Regions from separate parts of the Mus musculus genome. Here regions 1, 3 and 4 are each linked to region 2. Evidence: chromatin loops called from intact Hi-C (ENCODE). Cell type or tissue: left cerebral cortex. All regions are shown on one strand. Links, peaks and the distances in the headings refer to the core of each region. The heading gives the core; the rest is flanking DNA.

The links. A loop is a pair of places that touch in the nucleus more often than their neighbours do. Peaks named below come from ENCODE experiments on the same cell type or tissue, not always from the same donor. Only the 100,000 strongest peaks of a DNase experiment are listed, where the experiment ranks them.
Region 1: a loop joins it to region 2, with 3 times the contacts of the local background. A loop is called at or near these places in 2 of 42 quality-filtered maps.
Region 3: a loop joins it to region 2, with 2.1 times the contacts of the local background. A loop is called at or near these places in 4 of 42 quality-filtered maps.
Region 4: a loop joins it to region 2, with 2.2 times the contacts of the local background. A loop is called at or near these places in 2 of 42 quality-filtered maps.

The regions. Positions count from the first base shown.
Region 1 is chr2:14,735,632-14,743,115 of GRCm38, forward strand. All of the region lies in intron 2 of Cacnb2 (calcium channel, voltage-dependent, beta 2 subunit), which reads left to right. It overlaps Gm13269 (a long non-coding RNA gene), which reads right to left. Exons shown (of 4, transcript XR_374014.3): 3 at 3,981-5,028; 4 at 3,101-3,858. Among named protein-coding and RNA genes, the nearest start is that of Gm13269, 28 kb to the right of the region's middle. In left cerebral cortex, for the core only: no CTCF peak of the experiment used is centred there; DNase peaks (open chromatin) are centred at 3,556, 4,050 and 4,998; H3K4me3 peaks cover 2,746 bases; H3K27ac peaks cover 2,335 bases.
Region 2 is chr2:14,868,450-14,875,933 of GRCm38, forward strand. Cacnb2 (calcium channel, voltage-dependent, beta 2 subunit) reads left to right here. Exons shown (of 14, transcript NM_023116.4): 3 at 6,321-6,440. Among named protein-coding and RNA genes, the nearest start is that of Gm13269, 110 kb to the left of the region's middle. In left cerebral cortex, for the core only: no CTCF peak of the experiment used is centred there; DNase peaks (open chromatin) are centred at 4,740, 5,548, 6,051 and 6,322; H3K4me3 peaks cover 1,763 bases; H3K27ac peaks cover 1,482 bases.
Region 3 is chr2:15,036,784-15,044,267 of GRCm38, forward strand. It overlaps Nsun6 (NOL1/NOP2/Sun domain family member 6), which reads right to left. Exons shown (of 11, transcript NM_028950.5): 3 at 5,444-5,523; 4 at 2,950-3,059; 5 at 1,291-1,444. Among named protein-coding and RNA genes, the nearest start is that of Nsun6, 8.8 kb to the right of the region's middle. In left cerebral cortex, for the core only: a CTCF peak has its summit at 3,772 (motif pointing left); a DNase peak (open chromatin) is centred at 3,743.
Region 4 is chr2:15,046,203-15,053,686 of GRCm38, forward strand. Nsun6 (NOL1/NOP2/Sun domain family member 6) reads right to left here and starts at 3,110. Exons shown (of 11, transcript NM_028950.5): 1 at 2,720-3,110; 2 at 946-1,101. The coding sequence starts at 2,794. In left cerebral cortex, for the core only: a CTCF peak has its summit at 3,079; a DNase peak (open chromatin) is centred at 3,135; H3K4me3 peaks cover 1,354 bases; H3K27ac peaks cover 928 bases.

The DNA.
Region 1 (7,484 bases), core at 1,087-6,086, 130 kb before region 2:
TAAATCACAATTTATTTGATTAACTTCATTTGATTTGATTACTTAGTAGCTGCACACTAATTGCCAGTATGTAAGCTCAGCAGTTTCAGATTTCTTACTGGAGAATCTGTTTCTGTTTTGGGAGAAGAGTTCAGTATTTTTAGATCAAATCATCTAACGATGATTATTTTTCCTACTTGCTAATAAAAATAGGCAGTTATTTTCACATTTACCAGATCGAGTCATTCTCCTGCTCTGCTGGATAAAATCTGACTGAACTCTGTTGTGGAACTGGGTACCTCTCCCTGTTTCACCTTTCTGCCCCATAAGTTCCTACCTTTCTATACACTCCTTGGATACTATGAATTAATTATTCACTCTAACACTAACACCCAGAGGTATTTGTAAAATACGGGTTTCATTTTTTTAACTGGGGTAAAAATAGGAGTAGCTTAGATAATGTGGGAGCATGTTTCTCTTTATAATGCCATACCATGACAAGCCACTTCCAACAGATACAGCAGCTCCCAGTGAGAGACTGGAAACCTACTGCTGTGTCCCTGGAATGTGGGGAAGGCTTTCCTGTGTTGCTATAGCACTACATCTACCTTAGAGCAGCATGGGAGAGAAGAGTACAAGGTGAAGGCAAGGTCCAGTCCCTCTAAGGACATCCGTGGTATTGATACTTGACATTTTTGCTTCTTTCTCATTGGCCAGAAGCTAGTCACATGTACCGCCCCAGCCCCCAACCCCCAACCCCCAGTTGCTAGGCAAGCTGGACTATTTGCCTTAGTACAGGTTCTCTATGTTTATTCTGGTTACTATGGATGAAATGATACATAAATAAATAACAAAGACTCAAGTGTGAATTTATGTCTTCTTGTCATTTTCTGTGCTCAATGCTCAGACTGTACACAAAAGGGTAGTCTGAATTTCTGGGAAGATGAAGTTTAGTTTGAAGACTTTGGACCAGGTGTGGTGATGTATACCTGTAACTCTAGCACTTGGGAGGTAGAGACTGAAGGATTAGGGGTGCAATGGCATCCTTGTCTGTGTAGTGCATGATAAATCTGAAGATATCCTGTGTGGTGTGAAACCCTTTTTCAAAAAAGCCCAGGAGCTGGAAAGGTACATAAACGTGCACACACACAGAACAATCCAAGACAGGAAATAGAAATACAAATCTCGAAGCATTAGGTGTATCTGTGTTGTCTTATAAGTATGTAGACCACTCACATTTTTCCTTGTATATTTTACATAAGCAGATGTAGCGTGTATCTAGTCTGCATGTACATTTTTGTGCTGCATTTACTGCCTAGTTACCCAGAATTCTTCCTCTACTTATTGCCCATTGGCTGCAGCACTGCCTGTCTTGTAAAAGGAGCCCGCATATCCCTGCCTTTACAGAGCCTTGAGTGTACCTGGGAGGGATAGATAGGGACTGTTTGCTGGGCGGTCCCATTTCTCCTTGTCACTTTGTTCTCTTCCCTCTGCTATGATGTAAGATCTAGAGCCTGTTTTCAGTATGGTGGCACCTGCCTTATGTCAACCCTTATAGAAAGATGGTGGCATGGACTCCCTATAGAAAGGAGAAAAAAAAAAAGGGGAGTAACAGATGAAATGTACTTATTATTTCCTATTCACAGCAAGTTAACCCAGAACCAAGAAGATAGAAGGTACCCAGCAAATGTTTGCAGAACCCACTTAGAGCGCTCGGCATTCTTTCTTGGGTTCTTGAATGGCAGTGTGGGTGTAATCTCTAATGAACTGGGGAATCTCTCACATATTGTGTTTAAAAATACTATACTTAATAAAAAGTGAAGTGAATTCTGAACTCAAGGAGAGATGACTTTCTACCAATGTTCTCATCTTACTCTAACTTTGACTTTTTAAATTTTTTTGACATTTTTATTCTTTGTTTTTATGAAATGTGAGACAGGGGGACTTTTTAAAAGCCCTTGATCCTTCCCACCTCCCTAACCAACACTCTCTCTCTCTCTCTCTCTCTCTCTCTCTCTCTCTCTCTCTCTCTGTCTCTCTCTCTCTCTTATAGTTGGGGGAAGGGAAAGAAAATGATCAAATTATACAAAAATTTTATTTAAAAACCTAGACTTTGTGTTTATTAGATTACTATATTTCTTATTAAAGTTTCTGCAAAATAATCAAATTGAAATCCTGTGTACTAGGAGTGTATCCTGTATAGTCCAAAAAATGTCAACCTTCTTTAGAAGACACAATTCAAAAGTTAATTCCCGGTTTAATTTAGAAATGTGTCTGACTTAATCAAAGCTCTACATCAGTGGTTCTCAACCTGTGACCCCTTTGGGGGGGGGGTGATGTCAAACTACCCTTTCACAGAGGTTGCATATCAGATATCCAGCATAACAGATATTTATACTATGATTCATAACAGTAGCAAAATTACAATTATGAAGTAACAACTAAATAATTTTAGGGTTCAGAGTTACCACAACATGAGAAGAGCTGTTTTAAAGGGTGGCAGGGTTGAGAACCACCTTTTTATATAGTCATATTTTTCCCTTTGATACTTTAAAACCTGTAGTATGCAATAACGCCGTAGAATTTGAGGACTGTGTTAAATCCAGGCTATTAATTATACTACTGCTATATTACCAAGCACTAAGGGTCTCAGTTCCTCTGCCAGTCATATAAGAAGTCTGAATTAAAGCAGAGACACCTTCCAGTTCTCAGTCATGCCTAAGATGAATAACAGCAACACAGGGGCCAGTTAACCAGGCTCTAAAGAAAACATGAACAAAAGATTGGGAGTTAGTCTAATTTTCCACAGGCCTAAGGAGCATGACAATGGTTGTTGATCTTAGACTATGTTGGGAAGTTAATTAATGTACCTTTTAAAGTAATATGGAGTGACTTGGGTGTGGGAGCAAACTTGGGTCAATATGTGTGGTGTACTAAAAGGTTATATATGAATCATTGCTTATTAGAATGGTTGATATCATCCAAATTAATAGCTAAATCCCCAATGCCTAAATGATTCATCTTTCATGGTGTGGCATGTACAAGGCCTCAGATGAAGAGAGTAAAGATCTGCTCTCTGCCAGAAAGCTGTGTCCTTGGGGGAAAGGGATAAAGAATAGTTTACATGGAGTATTGACCTATAAGCACTCAGACTTACGGAGCATTCGGCTTAGTGTGTTAAAATCATAGATGATATATTATTTAACCAATTAATTAGGTCTGACTCTGATCACATTTGCCTGCCAGATCTGTGCTTATTTAACATGCTTCAATGTAGAAAATGAGTCTTTGGCAAGCAGAAAGAAAAACTGTGGAGCCGCAGTGGCTGAGTGAGTCAGGTCCTAAGGCTACTCCAACAATCTTCCTTAAAATTCCTGTGAAATACATACTGCAGGACAATGCATCTCACAGTGTAGAGGGTGGCTCTGGAGTCCTAAGAACCCACAGTGAATTAAAGTCTAGACTCACTCATTTGTCAGTGGAAGGGGAGGAGGGAGAAAGAGCAAATCAGATATGCCCACAATGTTACCGAGGTACCAGTGAATCAAGGATGCTCTCGCCAGGCTGTGCGTAGTGAGGAGGGCGATGTAACAGCCAAACAGCGGCAGGAGCGTTGTTCTCAGAAACAGTCACATAAACAGCAGCCAGAGTAGGCCGCCTCCTTCTGAAGCGGCAGACTGCAGCCTGATGAAATGCAAGGCTCTGAGGTTTGAAAAATCTCTGGGGTTGAGCATGGCTACTGTAAAAGCCTCGCTCAGAAACCCTGATGATTTGAACAGGCAAAACTCCGTGTTAGCAATAGCTTCTTCAGGAAGAGAAATGCTACCTTTTCTAGATTTCTGCTAGTAGGCAGCCCCCTGAAAGAAGATCTCAAATTACCTGTAAGAAAAAATTTAAAAGGCAGTCAGAGAGAACAAAGTTTTGGCATGCCTGCAAAAACAGCAATGTGTAAAACCTACCTAGAAACAGCAGCTAAGTGTTGATTTGCCCATGACTCTTACCTGGGAGTGGAAGGTGGGAAGAAATGGACAGTGGCCGTGACGAGAAGCCGAGGCACGGTGCCGCTTGGTGAAGCCACGCTCTGACTGCGTTCTGCCACCTCTTCATGCAGTGCTGCGGGCTGGTACATCGCCGGCGAGTACGGGTGTCCTATGTAAGTTTCTATTGCTGTACAGTTGTAGCTGGGAGCTGAAAATGTAACTTGTGTCCGTCTGGTTCGTGCTGCTGCTTTTGGGTGCTTTAATCCCCGTGCTGAACCAAACAGAAAATCAATCATTTGTGCCATGAGTTGTCAAGGCACCTGAGGGCTACAATACTCTGAGGTCTTTCTGGAGATGTTTCTGTGTGTTTATCTTTTGTTCTTGGTTACTTTAATAAGGTTGGAAATAACTTGTAGAGGAACTGGTTTGATGTGTGTATGTGTGTGTGCGGGGGGGGGGGGGGGAAGGGGGGGTAATCTATTGTCTCAGATATCAGTATCAGTTCAAACCAGTTGATACACTCTTTTGCTTGGAGTTTTCATATTTGAATCCTGGCATGAGAAAGGAAATTATTTTCTAGAAATGAATTGCTATGGAGTTTGTCAAATTACAGACAGCCACAGTAGCTAATGTGAAATCCTGTTTTGAAGAGCTTCAGAAAAAATAATAGTAGATGATAATCATTTGATGGATGACACAGCTGTTGCAATACCGCCAGCCTTTTCAACGGCTTTATCATCCCCTGTTTCTCTGAAACAGCCCTTATTTTATGGACCTGCTGTGTTTTTTTTTTTTTTTTGCAAAATGGCTGTCTGAGTATTAAATTCTAAAAGGCAGGCTCTTACAAATACTGAAGTAGCACTGTTGGAGAAGGTTGGATGTTAATTGAAATACACTGCACTGCTATGCAAGCAGAAAGGCTTGGAGGAAGCCCTGGCTTTATTTTCATACGCCGCCGCCGTCTGTGTGCAGTCGCTTTATTTTCAGGGAAGGCTGTGAAAGAGAGCAGGCGATTTATGCAGGCTGGCCAGACCGCAGTGCTGAATGGCTTCACACTGCCTTGAGATTCCTGGATGCAAAACAAATGGAAAATTGACAATGAACACTAATCAATTCTTAAGGGTGTCACTAAGGAAATCTGTGACCTTGGGAATTTGGCCAGTAGATGAGATTCATCTGAGACCTCAGGACAAACAAGGTCAAAATCTGCTACATTCTCAAGCATAAAGTTGAAGATCGGGGCTAGGAGGGACAACAGGATCATTGCATTCCTATAAGATTTGGAAAGATCTCCCATTATTAAATAAATAGATAAGAGATCTAAAAGCTCCCTTAATTGAACCGGCTTTAAAATTGTTATGTACTCTGTGTTGTTTGTGTTTTGAATGCAACAGCTGACAGACAGGTCAGGAGTAAATGTAGTTGTGAGGTAGCCAGACAAGATTTTTTTAAGGATGACATCTGCAGAGATGGATGGTTTTTCCCATAGGAAAATTCATTGATTTTTAAATAAGATTTGGAAACAGGTGCCACAAACTTTTTTAGTGTGTAAAACTGCCTAAAAATGAAAATCTTAAAATAATGTCGTTAAAAATGCCTGTTTTCATGATTAATGAGGACTCTGACTTGTGTGGCTTTCTGTCTTTCTGTTTGTCTTCTCTATTGGGAATTAGAAGAAATCTATTCCATTTGCCTAGTTTGTCAGGGGTTTCTGAAATATACTCTCAAGACTATGATTTATATTTGGCTTGTTTCTGCCCCTTGTAAATACGCATGAAAATACATAAAAAGAACAGACACTACAATCTGTTTTTGTTATTTTGGTTTCATTTGTTTGTTTGTTTGTTTGGAGTCATGAATAAAAAGTACGACACTTGTTTCTTTATAATTATCAAACTTTTTACCCTGTACTTTGAGTAAGGACCCATAACAATATATAGCATATGTATGTTTTAAAGACATTGGAAACCCATATACCTTGGTCTAGTGTATGATTTTTTTTTTTAGAATATTTTGTGGCTATCATGCCAGTATTAAATTCAAGCATATATATATATATATATATATATATATATATATATGCATATGAGTTAGATATCTATTATATATAATTATATATATTTGTGTGTAAAACACTGTAAATTAAAAGCATGTAAATAAAATGTCATATGTGTGCAGTTACCCATTGCATGACTGCATTTCACCCAGTGACAGATTGCATGTATCATAGAGGTCTAGGCACATTAGGATGCATGGTGGTTTACACATCTTAGTTTGTACTGGTATACCCTATGGCATTTGTACAGCTACAGGATTGATTGGGGATGTGTCCTCAGATAGGATATCCATTGTTAAGTTGGGTGTGTGTGTGTGTGAGTGTATGGGTGTGTCTTTCTTCAATCTTCTGGGAGTTTTTTTTTTTTTTTTCCTCTTTTTTAACCATTTTCTTTTTAGGATGACAGCTTTGTTAAAGGTTCCTCCCACTCTAACCTTGTCTTTTAGAAAGAACAGTAACATTATGTGGGCAGCAAAGAAAGTTTTATACACGTGCCACCATCCTTCATTTCTAGCATTTTACCTTTCATAGCCGCTAATTTTATTTAGCTCTCTTTCCTCTCCTGTTCAACATTGGCTTGATATACCCAGAACCTGTGCTGTGCACAATGAGTGCCGTCTATGGGATAGAAGCCCTGTTTTTCTCTAGAAGACTCAGTACATAAGTCTCTAATTTGACATTATCATTTATTTTGGGAGCTTAGTCCTCATTATTTTGTTTCTACGTAAAAGTAATTTTTTTGATCTGACTTATACCTTACAGGCAATTCCCATATTTATCTAAATTGCCTTGCTGATTTATTAAATGATATGAAAAGCTGTCAATGGAATAACTTATTAATTCAAACATAGAGAGCTCTAATGTGAACTTGGAAAACATTGACATTTACATCCTTTGGAAGAAGGGCTCAATTGCCATTCTAAGTGTTTAGTTGGGGTTCGGATGGCTTTCCAGGATCATAAGTTCCATATTTGTGAATTTCACAGCAGGATCAAAAGTCTTTGAAAGAGGTTATGTGTGTGTTGAACATACACAGTTCTCTCGTTACTCTTTTACAGTCCAGCATAATAACTACCAACATTGTATTGTATTGCTACATGTTGATCATCTAGATGTGATTTAAGTGTGTAAGAAAATGGGCACAGGTTATATTCAAGTTTCATCCCATTTTATATACGGGACAAACTTCCATCAATATTGATACCCACAGGTGCTGTGGATACTAGGCAAAGGTTATACAGATTGAATGTACCTTGTTGGAAATGCTTAGGAGTAGACTTTTTTTTTTTTATATTCTTAAGTTTTTTAGGTTTTCGAACATTTCTATACATTTTTTCCTGAATAAACATAGTTAATCTGAAATTCTGAAATGCTTCAAAATCTAGATTCAAAATAAAGAGACGGGTAATGGGCAAATCAAACACATAGGAGAGCTGATGCTAAAATTTCAAGTTGCTTACGTTAAGAAA
Region 2 (7,484 bases), core at 1,715-6,714:
TCTACATTTGGTTGGGAGTACAGCAGTTTCAAAAAATTATGTGCTCAGTAAATGCATCTAGGTGGGGGTTTTGTGGAATCTTTAATTATCAACAACAAAACCTGAGCCTTTCAGTAGTATGTACTATAGTTCTATAATGTTTATAAATTTTCATATTCTCTTAATAAAACTGAAATTAACATATTGGTTTTTTACATAATCATAAACTATCACACCGGGTTACTCTTGAAAGAGTAACTGCCACTTCTGTTACTGCTTTTTGACATTGAGCTAAATACCAACCAATCATATTTGAGATGCTCATCATATGAATATAAATATCAATTATATGACATTTGCCATTAAAGCATGCAGTAGGTAAGAAAATATGCTTCGTCTCAATACCTTACTGTCATTCTGAATTTTTAGCACCAAGATCTGTCATTATTGGTAAATAGCTCAGAGTTGTGTCTGTGAAGGAATCCATGAGTCAGGAAACTGTCATAACAGTACAAACAAACTCACTCTTGGAAATGAAAACCAAACTTTTAAACTATAGATAGTGACAATATGAGGAGTGAAGGGGTTACCTTTCCTAGCAGCGAGCTACAGCTAAGCAAGAAGTGCAAGCGAAGCTTCTCCATTGCTTCTTAGCCATCTCCTTCCTGACCAGTCAGGGACTGAGATGCCACACCTGTGCCATTGCTTCTTATCCATCTCCATCCTGACCAGAGAGGGACTGGGGTGCCTCACCTGTCCCATTGCTTCTTAGCCATCTCCCTCCTGACCAGAGAGGGACTGGGGTGCCTCACCTGTCCCATTGCTTCTTATCCTTCTCCCTCCTGACCAGAGAGGGACTGGGGTGCCACACCTGTACCATGTTTGGTCCAAGCCAGGAAACAATTTGAGTGGAATTTGGTATTGAGTTGGTATAGTCTTATGAAGGAGGTTTGCAGTCTCCAGGTGGAGAATCCAGGTGCCTCTAGAAAACCTAGAAGTTAAGTTGGTTTTGCTCAAGAACATTGCTTTAGATTTCATAGGAAGATTCCTACAGCTGTAGGTGGCACCACTTGAGACTCAGGCTGCTCCTCTCAGGCAGGCTTAGAGCTCTTATCATGTTGACTTTAAAGAAGAAAGCACAAAAATGATCAAGAATGGTGATATAGGGGATAGTTAGGATTGTGAAGCAGTCAAAAAAGCAAATTTCACACACCAAAAAACTCAAGGAAAGGATAGTGTTTTGCTTTTGTATTTATTTATTTATTTATTTATTTATATTAGGTATTTTCTTCATTTACATTTCCAATGCTATCCCAAAAGTCCCCCATGCCCTCCCCCCTCTCTCTCCCCCCTCCCACTTCTTGGCCCTGGCGTTCCCCTGTACTTAGGCATATAAAGTTTGCAAGACCAATGGGCCTCTCTTTCCACTGATGGCTGACTAGGCCATCTTCTGATACATATACAGCTAGAGACACGAGCTCCGGGAGTGTTTTGTTTATACACATAGGTGACAAACATAAAAGCAGAAAGAGAAACTGAAGAGAAGATACAACCCTAAATCATTCTGAGTTAATGAAGTTTTCCTGTAAGCATTAACACAGAGTTACAATGAGATTTCTGAAAATCAATATAGATGCTCCTGAGATGCCCTACTGGTAGACGTTAGGCTCAACTTGCATTTTTGATCTGTACAATTGGCAATGTGAGTGTGAAGCTAGAGAAGAATACGCATAGGTGAACATATAGTGTGTCTGCAAGGACAGATGCTACAAGCAACCAACTCATCAAGGAGACATTTTATAATGAACCTGTTCAATAGTTATGGAAATGACTGCCAGATGTTTTCATCTCAAGACGACTCCAGGCACGATGACCCAGAAAGCTCATATGGTAGGGAAGGCAAAAGCTTAACTGCATAGATACCTTCTCTCTGCTGTAATTTGCTGCTCCCAGAAGGAAGAAGGTTAAGTGTGATGAGTCCGTTAGAAGTGTGTCTTTCAAAAATGCAGGAATTCTGGACACTAAACCTTCTAGTATTTAACAGTGTCTATCTTGGGATGGGAGAATTCAAGGACATGGCCATGTTTCTCTTTCCACAACAGGTATATATGTCCCTTATAGCAACTATTTTGTGAGTTTATACTCTTAGACATAGAGTGAGCTCCTAAGAAGAGCAGCTCAGTCTCATTTTAGAAAATAGAGGTTAGTGGATTGCTGCAAATATTCAAAAGATCATGAACAAATATTGGTGAAATGATTTCTAAAGACTGCTGAATTCTTTTCTTCTGTTTTATTTTATTTTGTTTTGTTTTTCAAGGCAGGGTTTCGCTATGTAGCCCTGGCTGTCCTGGAACTCATGTTGTAGACCAGGCTGGCCTCAAACACACAGAGATCCACTTGCCTCTGCCTCCTGACTTCTGGGAGTCTGCTAAACTCTTTAAAACTGTAAACACCATCAAAATTATTATTCTGTGTAAAAGTTAAACTTGGTCGCTAGCAATGAACTTTTTCAATTTTACTTCTTTTAAAAGAAGAGAATGAAGAAAGCAAAATTTTGTGTCCTGGGAACATTCTCTTCGTGACGTGATGAGCTTCTTAATGACAGAATCTCTGTTTCGAGTTTTGAATTATTTATTTATTTAATGTATATAGCTATTTGGTCTGCATGTCTGTTTGCCTGTGTACCGTGTGAGTGCTGATGCCCAAGGATGCCAAAAGGAGGCAATAAATCCCGTGGGACTCAATGTACAGATAGCTGTGAGTAGTCATGCCTGTGCTAGGAATGGACCTGGGATTCTCTAGAAGAAAAGCCAGTGTTACAAAGCACTGAGCCATCTCACTATCTCTATTTAAAAATAATAATGATGATAATGAGATTTTTATAATGGCAAATCGTATTAGCTTTTATCATTAATTCATGAATAATTTCATGCATATATATGATTGATTGTTATCAACCCTCATACACACCCTTATAACCTCACCAATTCCCTCTTGCCCATTGATGCCTTTCCTCCAACAAAGCTCCCACATACCTTCATTTCCCCCTGCCTCGCTGCCTGACCTCCATAAGTGTGTGTGTGTGTGTGTGTGTGTGTGTGCGTGTGTGCGTGTTGCACTGAGTTTAGAGTTGCTCCCTTGAGCATGAGTCTGGAGTTATTTACTAGAACATGGGCAACATATCAATTGCTAATGAAAGTGACATATCCCTCCCCCAGTGACCATTACCTTCTCCTAACTCTTTAATGGATATAACCCTCACAAAGCCCTCTTGAATGAACGAGGAAATAGTGATGAGTCTAGTCCTTCACAGTGCTAGCACAGGTAGCCATATTTGCAATGAGTTCATTAGCAGTTGGTTGTAATTAATGGAGAAACTCAAAACTGATTAACATATAGAAAATAAGCAACTTTGAAGTCCTGAATCTGAACTGAGGAATCTGGACGCATCTGTATCACCACTTCTATGGCTCAGAAATACTGGACAAGAAGAGGGAGCAGAAAAAAAAAATGTAAGAGTTGGAGGATAAAGAAGTTTGCAGCGAGACTGGTGTTCTGGCTAGACATGGCGATTGCACCAATGAGAGGCTTTCTATCTGCATTGAGGTGTCAACTGAACCTTTAGCACTTTAAATGCCCAAACTGGTAACAAAGGGAGCAAGGCCCCCATGGAGTCTAACTGAACTTGATTATTTCCCAGTTTGGTGCTACAGATGTGAGAGGCTTTGAAACATCAGAAATCACCTCTGTGTTGGGAGATTTGTTTGTCCATTTTATATTTTGCTTCAACCAAAAATTATTGCAAAGAATTTCTAAGCCCCTGACACAGTACATTATCTTCATAACACTATAAACAGGCCATTAATTTATGTCACAATACTGGGTTGGGGTGCAACCAGTTTCTATTATTATGTAGTCCCTGTCTTACATATTTTCTAGCTTTTGGCTTCCGGAAATCAGTATTTAGTTAAGTGGCCAAAGGAAGTGAAGTGGATGAAGAGGTTCCTACTATCATTTTTTTTAATTAATTAATTTGTTTATTTTGAGTCAGCATCTCATTTCTTAACCCAGTCTAGTGAAACATGATCCTTTTGCCTCTGTCTCCTGAGTGATGGCATTAGAGACACCTGCCACTTTGGCCAGCCAAAATTTAGATGAGGCTGGACAAAGTAAGTAGTCCTGTACCCTACTTTGATAGATGCAGTCTGTTTTCAAACTGTTTACTTTCTAAAACTTGGCAATATGTATTTCTTCTTATGGAAACATTAAAAATATAACCCCATTCACCCAGGAAATCATATGGCCCTTTCTTAAGCCCCAGCCCCCTTATCTACAGGAAGAATTTGGACTTGATTATTGTATTCTGTGAATGTTAACATGCTAGGAAATCAACAAGGCTTTGAAATGTCTCTCTATATATTCCTATGACAATTCACATACCTATTTTAGTCATGGTTTCTCACTGCCAGAGTCATTTTGAGCTCCATTAAGTCCATCGCTTTATAAAGCTATGATGACTCTATGCCCTAATTAAATGGCCATATCGCTCTGTCTTGCATCTTGTTTCTACAGACTAATTCTAGGTAAGACGAATGGGCGCTTTTCGATCTGTGCTGTGCAATATTATATGCGATGGTTATTGTGATTATATGAGTTGTTATTTATGGCATAGCGTGCCTTGTTTTTGGCAGGGAATGGGAAATGGTTTCTCAATGAGAAGACAGTAGATTTAGTCTTTGGGAGAGGGCTTCATCTGGAGCAGAAGCTGACAGGCACACCATGTGCCTGTTACTATAGAATCTGAGAGACCCTCCCAGCTGTTTACACTTTGGATGGAAAATGGCAGTCTGACTAAAACCAAGAGTGTGATGCTGGCATCTGCAAAGAAGCTTCTTATGGAGCATGCCCAGTGCACGGAGTGCATCCTCCCTCCCCTCCTCCCCCTCCTGATCTCTAAAGATAAAGCTTGAACTTTATACTTGGAAATTTCAGGGCATAGTGGGGTTTGGGGGGGGGGGTGTTTGCTTGTTTACTTTTATTATGCTAAATGTCCTCTTGAAACTAATTTCTTTTAACAAACCCAGTGCAGAGAAGAGAATCTTTAAGAGCGATATAATGCATTGAGTTTAAACAAGTTGAAGACAGTCTCTGCACTTGCACCTGTCTTTATTTCGAAAGCAATAGAAATTATTAGATTCTGTGTGAGTGTGTGTGTGTGTGTGTGTGTGTGTGTGTGTGTTCCCTCTTGAGATGGGAAAATAAGAAGATTCTCCTCAGACAGAAGTCTGCTGGGGCTGGGAGTGAGAGCCCCAGAGGGAGAAGGGGACTGAGAAGAGGGGCTTCTTAGAGCATGGATAGCAAAGGTGCTAGGATTCTCCAGGGCTCCGCGCGCTCCGTGGATCTGTGCCCTGGGCTGCAGCTGCGGAAGATAAAGGCGCTACCCGGCTCATGAAGGCCACCTGGATCAGGCTTCTGAAAAGAGCCAAGGGAGGAAGGCTGAAGAGTTCGGACATCTGTGTAAGCGAGAGGGCTTTTTGTTCCGGGGGAGACAGTGTTTTCTTTGCTTTTCCGTTGTTGCAGCAAGTGCCTGCTGAGAAGGTGGTTTGATTTAGTTAATACGCTCCTGATTGCATGAGAGGGAGCTAGGGAGATTCCAGACATTTTTCTGAGCTCCCTTTCCTGCGCTGTAATTTATTGCCAGAGGAAATCTCTCAAGCAGGTGTTGTCGCCCGTAGCCAGCTCTCACTACATATCTGTGTACAGGTATTTTTAAACATGTCCCCGAACGAGGGAGGGGAGCAGGCTGGAGTGTCTTTTACCATATTGTTTGAGAAGGTAGCAGGTGAAAATGATGTAGAGAAACACCCTTAAGATGATGGTGGGAGTTGTATCACGGCAGCAAGATTACAGAGGGTTGAAGTTTGTAACTCATAAGACTTCCTTTGATGCGTTTTGTTGGTCTCTGTGGGTGTAAATACTTGTTCCAGCCCTCAGGCTGGTGTTGGAGTTATCCTTGAAATGTATCAATGTCCTTCAGCTCTGCACTGCACCGCACAGTTGGTTTAATGATAAAAGAACTGGTAGAGGCTTCCAGAAAGGATACTTTCTGGTAAATGAACCTGGGGAAGGAATGGTGTCTTGGTCCACACAGCTTACCTTAATGAAGAATGTGCAGGGCGAAGGGTGTTTTTTCTAGGTGGGTTGCTGCCAAATGGATTGTTTTCTCCCCTTTTCAGGAATTTACAGCCTATTCCAGGAAGCAAACTGCCACGCCAGTGAGGCTTTTCCAGTGCACCCATCACTCACTGGATCTATTTAACAATATACATTCTCCTCTGCAGGGTTCGGCAGACTCCTACACCAGCCGCCCATCCGATTCAGATGTGTCTTTGGAAGAGGACCGGGAGGCAGTACGTAGAGAAGCTGAGCGGCAGGCACAGGCACAGTTGGAAAAAGCAAAGGTAAACCCACATCTTTTGGGGGAGGAAGGGCACGGTGCCTGGAGGGGCCTGCCTGTGGATGGATCCCCTGAATCTCCTGCCTGATCCACTGGAGTACACCATCAGCTGGCTTAACACGGGCATAATTGGGGGAAATGTGATATTAATCTTTAATCTTTAATGTTCTCTAATCTAAGCAACTCATTTCCGTGGTGGGAGGTTAATTTAAACACAATCAAAAGGATCTCCAAATACACAAAGAGGAAAAACTGCATGTAATACCAAAATATTTAACTTCATCTTGCCAGTGAACCATCTCTGTTTACAAAACAGTATAGATGCTAATGTTTATTTCCCCAGCCTAAAACAACTGTAAAGTACACCTACCTCATAGGGGGCTTACAGTGCTCTCCTGCTATGTTTATTTATGCTACTTAGGCAAGTGAAAGCAACAAAGGATTTCATTAATTAAGCTGACCTCCCCTAGGGAAAGTTTTTCTTTTTGTTCTATGATGGAGTGTGTGCTCACGGAGGAGCAAATGAAACCCTGTTCTGCAGTCTGCAAGGAGTACATCCCAGGCTGGACTTCACTCAGGCTAGGAACCCGTGACAGAGCTCACTACCTTTAGGATAGGAATTTTATTATCTTCTGCAGACATTTGAATAATAGCTCATTTGAAACCGTAGATTGTTGCCCACAATCTGTGAGGGTGTCTTGGTTTGTAACCTCTGAGTGAACATATTTCAAAACGCTTACTGGTTGTCTTTAAAAAAAAAATCACTACTAGGAAAAAGAATAAGTAGGGCATTGATCTTGCTAGGAGAAATCAGGGCATTATCACAAGGTTTCTGCCTGTTGCCTAATCTCTAGGAGGAGTAAAATCTATGTGTGTTGCTATGGGAATGGCGGCTTGGCTTGAATGCATGGACAGACCTTGTGTAATATTCATGGCCTCTAGAACAGCTGCTGTCGTGGCGTGGTTACCAAGCTACTGCTGGGAGACCTTGACTTCTAAAAGACAGTACGTCTGCATTAACAGCTGGCAGGATCTCAGGGTCTCACAG
Region 3 (7,484 bases), core at 1,593-6,592, 170 kb after region 2:
ATTTTTCTCCAGAAGAGCTGCCCAATATGCCCAGTATATCCAGTACTGACACTGTCCCCAGATGACCTGTTCTACCTCTGTTCAATTTTACTACTGGCAGTGGAGCTGCTGGGAACAGGAAGGCATTATAGATAGTGATTCATATAGACAAACACTGCATCTGAGTGGCATGTTCCATAATTATCAGTGGGAGAGAACTTACAAGTACTGCAGAGTAGCCAACAGGCTTTTTCAAGAATGGTTACCTTTTTTTTCCCACCAGAAAAACAAACATGGTTCAGCAGTCACTAGAAACACCATTGGAAACGAGAGCACACCATTAGCAAGCAACTAAAGAGGGCACTCAAAGCAAGACATCACTGTATCAACCAAGCATTGTAAGAAGAAGGAAATCAGGTTGTAGCCATTTGCAAGCTTGTTTTGTCTTAGAGCCTGACAGCCTAACTATCTGTTTGTTTAGGAGAATTGACTTCGTTCATATAGAAAGGCCACGCCAATGTGACACTGTTCAGAATGTGGACTCCGGAACCCTTCTAAACGGCTCAATTCACAGTGCTTAGTGCATGCATGTCAGCAGTCAACCTCGGAGCAATGGTGCTCCACAGCTCTCCAAAACCAAGCTCAAAAAAACAGCCGAAGCAGGCCCTCACTTGTTCAAGGCTGTATTCTACTCAGCGCTACCAACATCCAAATATGACTTACAACTAATTGTATATCAGTGTGGCTTGAACAAATAGAATTGAAACATTTAGTTTTGACCATAAATAGTCATACGTAAGTTATACTTCAGGTTTAATTTATTTTGTTAAAATTTATTTTTTATATTTGAATTACATTAAAACTAAACTTTTCTTTGATAAAATGAGAATGAGAATGATTGAAAAAACAACTCATTTGATTTTTTATTAAGATAAGCATTGTTCTTTAAAGTTTAAACAATTAAAATGTAAAAGGACGGATAAAATTCTTACCCAATTACAGTGTGATCAGTCACTCACCTGGGCTTTTGCTTTGCTTTGCACTGCTAAGGGCCAAACGTAGGGCCTCTTGGCAGGTCAGCAATGCACTCACCACTAGCTTCATCCACATCCTACTGCTTTGGTTTTTAATCTATTTACCTTTTTGACCAAAAAGGAGCTCTTTCCAAAAATCATTGAAATATGGGCTCATTTTTTCCAGCTGAAGTCATGGAAATTTTTATATAGTGTAACAAAATATGCCTTTTCACTGTTTTGAGCTTTTTGAACCACAGACAGGAATTTATTCCTCCCACAGAGTTCAGTGACATACTTCAGATCAGGTAACCCATTGAAGATATCTTTGCGGCTCAGTTCAGAAATTCCGTTTCCGAGAAATACTTTAGTTCCATCAAATTCTTTGGCTCCTTTCTTACATTTGCCGTTAATATCAGAATACACGGAAATAACATCTCCAGCTTTCATAACTAGAAAGAGAAGAAAATCAAACTGTTAACCTGTGCTTTAGCAGACAAGTAAAAATCCTTCAAGCTAAAACGGTTATCTGTAGAAATACCAATCTGGACAAGAGAAAAGACAAACTGGCTCCTTATGTCAGCATAATCCTCAGCAGCCGCTAAACGCTGAGCCTTTAAAGAGCCCCTAACATCTACCTGGACACGTACGTACGTTTGTTTGTTTGTTATGTTTTTTTCATTGAAAATACAGACATGGGATATCATTTGAGATGTAAACAAATAGAATGATTTTTAAAAAATCACTTCCTGGGCTTTGATACAGTTACCATCCTATGCTCGCTATAAACTGCCTCATGTGTACACATTTTCTAGAACTGTATAGAAAAATATATTGATAAAATTTATATTATTAAAAAGAAAATACAGAAATGGTACTCAAAACATACTATCTAAATCTTCAACAGGAGGCATCATTTATATGACTTATTTCCGCAAAATCTAATACTAAGTAAAGGTTGCTATATAAATCTTAGTATCATGACTCAATACTCAACATTTAAGTTGCCAACAAAAGGAGTCAATAAAAGTGTATACTAAAAAAGAAACCAGAGTCACGCCAGGCCATAAAGCAATCGTTTTCCAGATCATCATACACAGGATGGGTGAGGTCCAGGAACTGACCAGGTTTGTCATAGAGCCAAGTCAGTGCTTCCTGACTCGAGCCAGTAAGGGTGCACTGCAGCAGTTTAGCACAAGCAATTCACCATTATCAGAGCGAACCCAAGAAGAACGCCAAGTTTAAGCCACTGTCTGGGATTCTGGAGGCCACCCTCATGAATGTCCTGAGAGGAGACAGAATTGAGGTTTTAAGGTAGTGAAATCAGGAGTATTAAATGGAACTTCACCACCTTTTATAAGAAAAATAAAATGTGTCTGTGTGCACATGTATATCCATGCTTGGGCCATGTGCATGAGGGTACCTATGCTGTGTCACTGCACAATTCAGTCTCCTTCACTACCCTTCTATGCTCTGTATTTCTCTGTTCCCTAGAGAAGTCCTATCATCTAAGTTCTTCTGTGGAAAAGCAAACAGTGACAGAAAGGTCTATGTGGATCCTAACTTGAAGCTGCTGGTCACTTTACCTTCACTCAAGAGCAGAGAGCAGTAAGTAATGCTTGCCTTCTCCACCCCTACATTTCCAGGATCCCACGTCCTAAGGGATGCTGCCAATACCAGGCAAGCCTTCCTATTCCAATGGTCATTATCATGACAATTTGCCACAGATAAGCTCAAAGCCATGGGACCTAGACAATTCCCCACTGAGTCCCTTCCCAAGTGACTCTGCACTGTGTCAAGCAAATAGTTAAAACTGTTATTATAACATTTATTTTTATAGGACAAAATCCTCCATGGAAAATTCTCAGGAAGTATCTAACAAAGGCAGATTTAACGTATGTAAATTTCCAACCCATCACGTTCATGAACTGTAGGGTGTCCTCAATCTTATACCTACATTTTGAAGCTGACACAATTCCTGGAACATAGACATGGGCCCCTCTTAACACTGCATTGCCACACTGTGCGCCAACAATCACTTCACCCTGTTGTCTTTCTATATTCTTCCTAGGAATGTTAAAAAAAAAAAAGAAAAAATTACAGAATAAATATCTTTCCAGTACCATAAGCTTGCTTGCTTGCTTTTTTTGTTTTGTTTTTTGAAACAGGGTTTCTCTGTATAGCCCTGGCTGTCCTGGAATTCACTCATTAGACCAGGCTGGCCTCAAACTCAGAAATCCGCCTGCCTCTGCCTCCCAAGTGCTGTGATTAAAGGCATGTGCCACTGCCCAGCACCATAAGCTTTCTAAAAGATTCATTAGACATATTAGTGGATGGATATGGGCAATACACACAGTATAAATATATAAAACTTTAAATTAAAAATATTATTTAAAGAGACTTTATATGCATAGCCTGTTAAGTCTTGATTTTCCTAAATAAACCACAGAGAAAAAGCTTTGAAACAGATATAAATAGAATGGCAGTTTACACAGCAAGAAAGAAAAGGTAAAAAGAATAGACACTGAAGAAAGAAAAAAATAAATACAGGAAAGATGTCTCATCTGGTAAAGGCAGCTGCTGCCTGAATTCGATCCACATGGGTCCATGAGAAAGGAGAAAGTTGTCCTCTGACACCCACTCGAGTGTACACACACACACACACACACACACACACACACACAGAGAGAGAGAGAGAGAGAGAGAGAGAGAGAGAATAAAAAACTGAAAAAGAGGGCCCTCTGGTGGAAGGAAGGAGTGCGGCATGAAAAGCTGCGTGGTCATTTAACAGGCAGTACTGTCTTCCTAACAGCATTAAGAGAGAGGAGACAAACAGAGTGGGAAGACAGACAACGTATGTTAGAAACTATTGGCAATGGGCCTCTCTTAAAACAGAGTTCAAGTCCAGGGCTAGCAGAAATCTCTGAACAGTAGATCATCATGAGAGTTAACTCTGCAGATCTGTTTACACAACTCTCAAATAGTCACTGCATCACTTTGACAACAATGATAGAACTGTCTTGTTTTTCATAAAGTAAAAAGAAAAAAAGCCTACTGAAATTCTGCTCATCATCCTCGGACAGGATCCTCAGCAACAAAATGAACCTGAGTGTGCTGAGGCATGCCTACAACCCCAGTGCAGAGAGGCTGAGGCCAGAGGACTGAGCCTTGGAAGCCAGGCTGTGCTGGACAGCTTGTCTATCATGCATACCTCATACTGTACGTGAGGAGAAAAGCAGAGACAGAGACACAGAGAGAGAGAGACAGACAGACAGACAGACAGAGACAGAGAGACAGAGAGAGAAACTAAATGAAAGTAAGATTATTAGTTCAGAATGAGAGACAGCCAAAAGCTGAACCTAATCAACAGCAATTTTGCATCCATATAAAAAATGTAAACCAAATGGCCTGTGACCATCACCTACGGCAGTCACTGATTCAGAACTGAGCAGAATCAACCTGGGTTGTCTGGTAGAGTAGAATACAAGAATGTTTTCCAAGCTAGTATACATCATTCATATATATATACACACACACGCGCGTGCGCCCATGTGTGTGTGTGTGTGTGTGTGTGTGTGTGCAGTTAGTATTTCCATTGTTTTATTACTATCAAAGTATTTCAAAGCTTTAGCAACATGAGCATTTTCATATTTACCATAACACGTTTAAATACTTTATAGCATAAATAAGGTCCTTCATGTGCTACTTGGGAAAGGCATTCTTATAATATGGAAGCCTTTTTCAACTTTCAAAAATACATCTTCCATCTTCCAAATATGTAAATGAGGAGAATCACATCTCACATATATATTATGTCAACCAGTAAATAGACATAATTGTTCAGTATAAAATTTTATGAACCCAATTATAAAACACAATACTTATTTAATGTAACTCGAAAATCGTTTTAATCCTGGAATCTCATAAGAACTATAGATAAACAGGAGCTGGGAAGATGGCTCAGCAGTTAAGAGCACTTGCTGCTCTTGTAGAGGACCCAGGTTCAGTTCCCAGCTCACGACCATCTATAACTCCAGGTGATCTGATGGCCTCTTCTAGCCTTTGCAGGTACATGTACACAGTATATATTCATATAAGCTGACATATATACATAGTATATATTCATATAAGCTGACAATTACTGTGCACATAAAATAAAAGTAAATCTTTTTATAAAAGAAACATAAGTAAACAAAACGAAGCGTCTAAAAAGTAAGAATGAAGTCCATCACTACACTACACAGATGGAAGATGCACTACTATCAAGGTCATCAGATAGAGTCCTGGTCCTGTCACACAAGATGTGATGGAGCATGAAGTATGTGATTACAAATCTGTGACTTTTGGGTTTAGAGAGTCTCTAAAAATGCAGACAATACAGTCAACAAGCAAACATCTTGGGACGAGTTTTAATTTAGGAGAAAAAAAGAGAAAAGGAAACAGCCACAAACCTTGGTCCAGTCATGGGGATGAGCAAGACATCCGGGAGGGCTGGATGCTGAACAACAGGAATGCTGGATTCACCAAACTGCTGTTAAGAACAAACACACACAGTGTCAGAGCACCCAGTGCAGGTGGTACACCTCACAGGCTTCTCTGTGTCACCATGCACACAGTGTCAGAGCACCCAGTGCAGGTGGTACACCTCACAGGCTTCTCTGTGTCACCGTGCACACAGTGTCAGAGCACCCAGTGCAGGTGGTACACCTCACAGGCTTCTCTGTGTCACCGTGCCCACAATGAGACAGCACCCAGTGCAACAGGTAAACCTCACAGGGCTCACTGTGTCACCACCTCCTACTGTGGGCAACTTGATTTAGGGCTATTCCAACATACTTCATGGAATGCTGTAACATTAAACACATTTTTAACTATTTCTTCTCTGAGTCAGTATCATCCTGATGTTAGTGGGAAGAAGTGCTAGGGGCTGGACATACTAGCAAGTGCTGAATTTTGAGTTAGAATCTCCCTATGTTGCCCACACTTGCCTCAAGCTTTCAATTCTCCTGTCTCACATTCTGCAGGGGCTGAAGTTACAGGCACAGGTTACCACACCCAGCTCGGACTTCTTTACAGGATTTAATTCTGTGTACTGTTCAATTGTAAAAACACAAACCATGTTTAAGTGACTTACTCTGATAGTTACATGCAGGCACCATTTTCTAAGCTGGGTACAGTGGTGTGCATCTGTAATCTTAGCACTCAAGACAAGGAAAGATGACCCTGAGTAAAGGGAACTGAGCTATCTAGTAAGAGATGCCGGATCAATCCTAACTCATACGCACAGAGAGTCATTTAGAAAGTTTCAGAATAGGATGTTAAAGATATTAGTCTGTATTGTGAAATTACTAAATATGACACATACCACCAACATTGCACACCATGTTGATTTTACTGATATCAAAAATACTTTTATTAGAAGGTCAGAATTTTCAAAATCTATTATACTTAGCTGGTTAGACTAGAAATACATGCAGGGCCAAAGAGCTACTGGCACACCTCACCTGACTCACTGTGGGCATCTCTAATCCTACAGATACACTACAAGTTTGAGATCAACTTTCGTACCAGTGTTCATATAATGTAAAATTACCAATCAACATACACCAGGGTTATTTTTCCTTGAAAATGTGTTGCTGAATATGAACAGGCCTATTCTAATGCAGGCTGAATTAGACTAGGCACCCTCCAATCATCATGATAAAGCGTAGATGGTAGGTAAGAGAACAGGCACCAAGTATAGTTTCTGGGAGAAAATATGCAAATATCTGAGAAGTTGATGCCTGAAGGCTCTGCTTTACCCACTTACTAATTCTCCCACAGTACCTGAACGAGTAATAATAAAACTCATTGTGTCACTTGGAAGAATCCACACCAATTAGAAGTGTGTAAAAGTGAGAAAAAAACTCCTTATTTTAGTTCACCAAGCCAACAGCTCTCCTATTCCTCCCAAAGGACATTTCAGACTATGACCACACTCAGCAGATCTCTCCTACTCCTTCCAGAGGATACCTCAGACTATGACCACACTCAGCAGATGACTGACGGGCAAGCTGAATGGCAAACCCTTTCTCCCTGGAGTCAAACCCTTCCCTATCCTTCTCTGCTTCATCATTTGATAAGCATATAGTGAAACTATTGTAACGAGATGTTCCCAAGTAGGAGATGAATCTTATCACACATTTCTGCTTTACAGTACAAAAATTATTTTACATAGAGACAAATCTGTCATGTCAACATTTTTCTCTTCCTTTTCCATCAGAAAAAGTAAACCTGATATGAAAAGACAACCATGCAAGTGACTGCCCCACATAGCAATACAAATGAACTGTTTTTGCCAGGCCAAGTACATTGCCTGATGTCATTCCTCTACCCTTTATTTTTAAAGCAATAACAAAGTAAACATAGGTCACCAGGCTTGGCAGCAAGCACCCTTACCCACCATACCACTCCACCCATGCACCCTTGCCTTTTTTAAAACCTCCTTTCAAA
Region 4 (7,484 bases), core at 1,085-6,084, 180 kb after region 2:
TGGGCTGGGATTTTGTTTTGCAGTGCCTGTTCAGAGCCAGCCACTTTCCAATAAGCACCTCTCACCCTGGCTCTATAAGTATGCCTGATAAACTCACTGGCTCACTCAATAAACATTTTAAGAACACATGTAATTCTACAATGACTTAGCAGGTATCCTCATATCTGAACGCATCTTAAATGTACAATCAGTCGTAATCAATATATCTTGCTCATTATGCAAGTAGGTTTAAGGATTGAATGAAGTTCTGTATATATTTTTATAATGAAGCCAAGAGGGCTTAGAAACTTAGCCTAAATACTAATATTCTAATACGTTTAGAAGCAGAAATCCTAGACTCAATCTAACCCCATCTCTTAACCTTAAAACAACTTTCATAACTTAAATTTCTTATTTATGCAACTGGAATATTCACACATGTTTAAATCTCTGTTCAATACAGTGCTATTTTGAGTATAAGTATATTATGAATTGCAGTAACATCATATACTTAATTGACATGTTCCACTGAAATGTTGTCAACATATCATATAGATGATTATGATTTAATTGAACACCTAATTCTCAAATATATTTCTTTAACTCTTTCGCTATGCTTGTTTAAAATTATATGAGAACAATAAACTCTGTATATAAGCAAGTTTAAAACAACAGACTATCCTATTATCCATGGGATTTTGTGGCACGTGGTGCAGCAGAGAATAGAAGTATGACTGCCAGGGCTGGAGAGATGGCTCAGTGGTTAAGAGCACAGACTGCTTTTCCAGAGGTCCTGAGTTCAATTCCCAGGGACCACACGGTGGCTCACAACCATCTGTAATGGGATATGATGCCCTCTTGTGGTGTGTCTGAGGACAGCGACAGTGTACTCACATACATGAAATAAATAAATACATCTTTAAAGAAAAGAAGTGTGGCTGCCCAGCACACCACACTTGCACCAACCTTCTGGAGCTCTTCAAGCAGCAGACCTCTGACATGCTGAACTGAGCCTAAATGCGTATTCACTCTGACAGTTGTCATCGACGGAGGGTGTGACAGGCGAAGCAGCAGAGTCTCAAATTTCCTTTCTGCTTCTTGTCTGCTTGAAGCAGACACAGCCTGCAGTAAGAAGAAGTCAGGTCTCGGCTTCAGTGTGTAGTCATCAGTATTAACATACTTAAGGAATGTTAAGTTAAACTTAAGGCTTAGTTTGGTTGATATTACTTCTTTCCTTTCCAAACTGTTTTACAAATGGGATGGCCTTTCTTCATTTAAGCTGTCATACCTTGTGGGTTTGGAAAGGAGATGACCTGAAAGATTGCATCAATCCTTCATAAAATAATGTTCATCATTCTAAAACCGTTGAAATTGACCACTGACTGTCCCCCTTCCTCTCTTAATATATACTTCCCAAGACCCCTTGAAATAAGCATAAAATACTTTCTCTTTCCATATAGTTTATCCTATGAACAATATTTGGAAATAAGATGTGGAAATAAGTTTTAAAATCTCAGCTCCAATAACACTAAAGAGCATTTTAGTGGATTGAATTTTGCTAAAGAACCAAAAATTTAGAAAAATATCCACGTTGCCAAGGGGTTAAGGTAAGGTGGTTAGAGCATGCAGGGATATTTTACTAGAAGGCAATCAATATTCACTGGGAATTTCTGTGCTAAGTGTGGCCAGTAACAAGTAACTAACACTCTTTTTAAGACATGCCTGCCAAACCAATGTAGTGATTTTCACTTAAGGTTGATGCCCCAAGACAACCTTCGAAAGTACTTATAACCCATTCAATTTTCATAGAATAAATTAAGCTTTAAGCTTTATTAGTAAGAATTAATTCAAGGTAACTCATGCAAAATGAACATTTTCCAGTAAGGTTCAGTGGATTACAAGCTTGTAATTCTAGCACTCAGGAGGCAGAGGCAGAGGCAGGTGGATCACAGTAAACTCAAGACCAATCCGGTCTACCTTATGAGTTCCAGTATAGCCACTACTATGTGGAGAAACCCCCCTGTTTCTTTTCTTTTCTTTTTTTTCTTTTTTTTTGAGACAGGGTTTCTCTGTGTATCCCTGACTGTCCTGGAACTCACTTTGTAGACCAGGCTGGCCTCAAACTCAGAAATCCACCTGACTCTCTAACCCTGTTTCAATAGATAGATGAAAGAAGGACAGATAGATGGATGGATGGATTGATAGATAGCTTCTAAAACTGACTTTTTAATCATTATATCTGAACTTTAGTTGCTTGACAATTATGTCAGTTTGGATGAGTAAGAGGACTGCTTAGACTCTGGTGTTCTTAACAATGAAACCAAATCACTCTACCATGATTTATTAGACTAAATTGTAACCATTTCCAATCAAACACCTGGTGGCATTTAATGAGGCACTCAAAGTGCCCTGATCACCTGAGTAAGTACAAGAGCCTGTACTTTAACAGAACAAGTGCATCTACTGTGGAAGTCTTGAGTTGTGTGGCCAGGGAACTTCTCTGGTTGATTCTGCTACCCCTTCAGTACTAAGGGCTGACAGACACGTAACACTTTCTTTTGTCTTACATCTAAACGTGAGCATATATTTATCTCCATCTCAGTAAGCATCAATGGTGACAAAAAAACCACATTGTTTTTAAAGATTCCAATAAAGTAGTGGCAAAAACTAACCACATATTCCCCTTCTTTCTGCTGAAGTTGTATCAGAATTTTGGCAAACATCTATGTACGTGACCTACCTCCTCGTTCAAAAAGCTCTCTTTGAGATAGTTTTCAACTTCAGGTCTCAAAGATATCTTTGGAAATACATACATTCTTTTGATTTTTTTCTGTTTTAAGTTGTCCAAGAAAATGTTGGGAAGCAGTCTTTATTTCCGAATTTCAGCGTTGCCAGCCAATGGACGAGCACAAGAATGCCTTTCAGTGCTGAGTTCTGGAATGAGCAGGGCCCAAGGTTTGTCGTTCTCTGGGATGCTGTGAGACAGCTCCGAACTGCGACACTGCGCCAAATAGGGCTTGGTGACAAAAAGTGTACCTAAACGCAGATCGGAAAACAGACAGCGCCTAGATCCACTCTGACATGCTATTTTCCAAAACCGCGCCCCCAGCTTCGGAACAGAAAGTCGCTTCCTGGGTTCGTCACTTCCGGCACTCGATGCCCAGCCTTCTGTTCGTGCCCAACCTGCATCTGCCAATCACCTCCCCTGAGGGTGGAGCTTTTTCTAGGAAGGACTGTGCCGGGTACATCCTGGGACTCTTGAATGCTGGGTTGAACTGGATACCTCACTAACCTGAAATAAGGGAGATTTCCATTTATTGTCCCAGTACAAGTAGCGGTGGAGGCTTCCCTCGGACACTTTTTTTTCTTTTTTAAAGACTTATTTATGTCAAGAGTATGAATGTTTTGCCTGAGTGCATGTGCTTGCCTCTTTGATCAAACCCAGGATCTGAAGGTTGTAAGCCAACATATGGGAGCTAACAATGGAACCTGGGCACTATGCAGGTACAAGTGCTCTTAACTATTGAGCCATATCTCCTACCCTAGTACCCATATTTTTTGAATGTGCTAATACCCGTGGGTACTCAGGTACAACTTAAAATCCCCTAATAGTGTTTACAACTAGCCATGAAGCTTCTAGTTAACGTGCTTTAGAGAACAAGAGTCTTGATGTGAATTCCCTGATGGTAATGAGGTGACAAGAGTTTAAAAATAACTAACCAAAGTCAGTGGGATGTTTTATGCTTGAACATGATGAATACTTTTGTCTCCAATGCCACTGGGTTAGGGTTTGCTTGTTTTGGTTTGTTTGTTTTGTGCTTTTTGTTGTTCTGAGCCATATTTCATAGGTAACTATAGAGGAGGGTTTTTGCTTGGTGTGTGTTTAATCTTTTAAGTTTTCACACTGGCTTTAAAATATATATAACTGACACACCAAGTCTTTACTAGGTGAAAATTCCATGACAAAGACACTGCCACAGCTCAGCACAGTGGTTATAAGCAGTTTTCAAGGAGTAAAAGAAAGTTCCAAGAGTTGTAATAACTTTCCACAATCTCAGAAAAAGAAAATAGGCTATAGACCAGTAAGCCAGTTTCTAAAACAAGTACCCAGTTTTTCCACAAGATCATGTATCTGTGGTCAATGCATGGGATTCCTTCCTGACTTCATCACCTGAAACTAACAGAATGTGTCTGGGACACAGGTGTTAAGTGTTGCATGACATGCCTGACAGGACATAAACATCTATTCACCCCCAAATAAGAGTGATGTGGCTGAAGAAAAACTTGACAAGTCCAAATTGAAGAAATACATTAGTTTGCTAGGCTTGCTTACAGCAGGACAGGCAGCCTCCCCTCCAGGAACCACCACACTATTTTATATGGCTGTGATATGAATCTACAGCAGTTAACATAAAACTAGTTTCATAGAGCTACCCAATATAAAAGCAGCCAAGGGGGCACAGGTGAATCAAACTCTGGGAAAGGTTATGTGTCTATGTGCACTCTATCCTTGCTGTCACCAAGCACAGTCTGACCTGGGAAGGGTAGCCTGTTCTGCTGCATTCAGGCAGGGAGAACAGGTAAATGACATCTTGGTGCAACATGGAATGCTTTGCCCAGGATTCAGAGGGCTAGACCACCCACACAAAGGAATTTCAACAGACAACTTTGTAGTAACCTTGACACTAGATATAGTTGAAGTCTTTAAAAAAATAAAGAAAACTTGAACTTGAAAGTCCATGTGGGAGAAATTTCATTTCCACATAGAATACTCATTGTTTGACATATAAAGGGCACTCCCTGAATGACTAATCAAACCTTTGTGAAATAGAAAAGGAAACTGTTGTTAAATATGCATTTGATATAAAGTAGTTCACTACTTCAGAACACTTGAACAGTGACCAGAAAACATGTGGTAAATCTGCAGTTAGTAGAGTGGAGATGTTCTGTCTAAGCAATGGAAGACTCCTATATAAACATGCAAATGTCACAGAGACTTTAGATCTTTAAAGGGGTAGTATGGGCCCCCAAGCAGGGACCGGTGGGAGAAATAAATATGATGTGATATCATCATTTTAAGTTTGGTTATGACCTCATTTTATCTCTGAGGATTTTATTTCAGATTGATCTGGGGGACTGACTTAATTCTGGATTCTACACTTCTCCATTACAGGAAACTTCTTTTTCTTTCAATGCTTTTCTCTTGTATGAGTGTGTGTGTTTGTGTGTGTGAGTGTGTGTGTGTGTGTGTGTGTGCAGGTCCAGATGTACATATGTGCACATATATGTGGAAACCAGACATTGATGTGCACTCACAATTACTCGCAGCTTTCATTTTTGGGATAAGGTCTCTCACTGAATCTGGAGCTGGCTGACTTAACTGGATTGACTGACCGGCAGCAAGCTCAAGGGATCTGCACGTCATGTCTCTGCCTCCCCAGAGCAGGAATTACTGGCTCACACTCCTGGCTCAGCTGGATGATGACGACCATGATGATGATGATGATGAATCCAAGTGCTGGGCATCTAAAAATCAGGTCGTCGTGCTTTCATGGCAAGCACTTTACTAACTAGAATTTCTACTTAGTCCCATTCATTTCTTTAATTGTTTATTTTTGAAGACAAACATCCCTATTTAGCCCAGGCGCTTCTTGATTCACAATCCTACTGTCTCAACCTTGTGAGAGACAGAATTATAGGCATTTCTAACACCCACCCCCTCCTGATAATCTTAAGAGTTCTGTAAAGATAACGTAATATCTTTGCATATCCATTTAGCCACAAATCTAATCCTGTCAATACAATATTCAGCTTTTCTAATACAATTGGCCTCATCTGAGAAACTACAAATTAGAACTTACAGTGTTTGGAAAGCCAAATGAATGAATAAATGAATAGAATCTGGTTCAAAATGCTGCCAGAATTAAGCACACAAACGTTTGGACTGATTCATCATTAGTTCTATAAATTATAATCCACACCTTACTGGGATTTCCTCATTTCTCCTGCTGCTATTATGAAACACTAAGGACTAAACTCCCTGCAAGCCAGACCTCTCTGAAGACTTAGCAGTCCAGCTACTACAAGCCTAAATACCAGCTCTTTGGTCCTGAATGTGTACTTAACATTTGAGAAAGAAACAAAACAGTAAAGATTCTGAAAATAAAATGCTTTTAACTTTAGAATATGGGGCTTATCAGGTTGTTGAGTGAGTAACTTCTTAATTGTTAAGAATTTTACTAGAGATCTAGACTGCTGTGGTTCATATTCCAGTTCTTGCAGCCATGGGCAAATTATTAAAGTTCTTATATTTCATTTTTCGGATCCATTAAGTGGATATAATATTTCATACTTTATAGTGTTACTACAGACCAAACAAATTACATGAACTGACTTAAAGAGTGTAGGAAAAGGGCAACCTTCACTACGTGTTAAGATATGTTTATACCCATGTTGGAGGAATGGTTGTCAAGAGTCTTCACTCTGCAAGGAAGAACTAAGTGACCCAAATTCAAACAGATCAGGAGTTAACTCGTCTATGTAAGGGAGGAGTGCAGATTTCCGGGTTTTTAATGGGAGGTTATATAAATGTGTAATAGGCCTCGCCCTAAGTACAAGATTGTAACAAAAGGCAGGGTACATTGTTTATAAAGAGGAGAGGACCATGAGCATCGCACAAAATGGGTCAGCTTCAAAACCATCCTACAAAGGGTATTTTACAAACCACTGTGCCTTTCCTGGATCCAGGAAGACAGTAAGCATGTCTCCAAATGATAAGCACAAGGTGACAGCTTCCAAGCACCTGTTGGGAGACTCACTGGAGAAAACTCTGGGGAGGCTTGCTATGGTGATCCCAGAAGTACAGAGGAGAGAAAAAAGCCACACTGCTCACATATGAGCAGAGTCATAAACTTAAAGATATTTTGGTCTAGCAAAAATTATGAAGCTCAAGGTATTGTGTAACCTCTGTGAATTTTAAAACAACTTCATCAGAAATTTATCAATACATTCTTTTCTACTTTCAAGAATGATATTAAATTGTTTTCAACAATTAATCATCTACAGCATCTAAAAGTGTCTAATAGGATATTCCTGAATGAAATTATATTGATTTCTTCGACCATATGGCAGAAAAGAACTTCCGTATGGGCACTCAATCAACCCTGGTTCATCTGGAAATCAGCAAACTGGATTAAAATTGTAATTGACATGAAAATGTTTGATGTTTTTGAAGAGTGGCTTTTTTTCCTGAGCTGGCAGAACACACAGTTTCTTGAACTCTCTTTTTTTCAAGGCCTGTACAAACTGATCTAACTTAACTGATTAATAAGTTGAACTCAATGCCAAATATATCAAGTTTTTCCAAGTATCACCTGGTCAGTTTACATTGGTTCCTCCTAATCTATATAATTTTCCTTTTTTTAGGCCTTGTAAGTTAACATTTTACTTCCTTGAAACTTCAGTTTATTTTATACTAATTTAGTACTTATATTTTGTTGGAGACA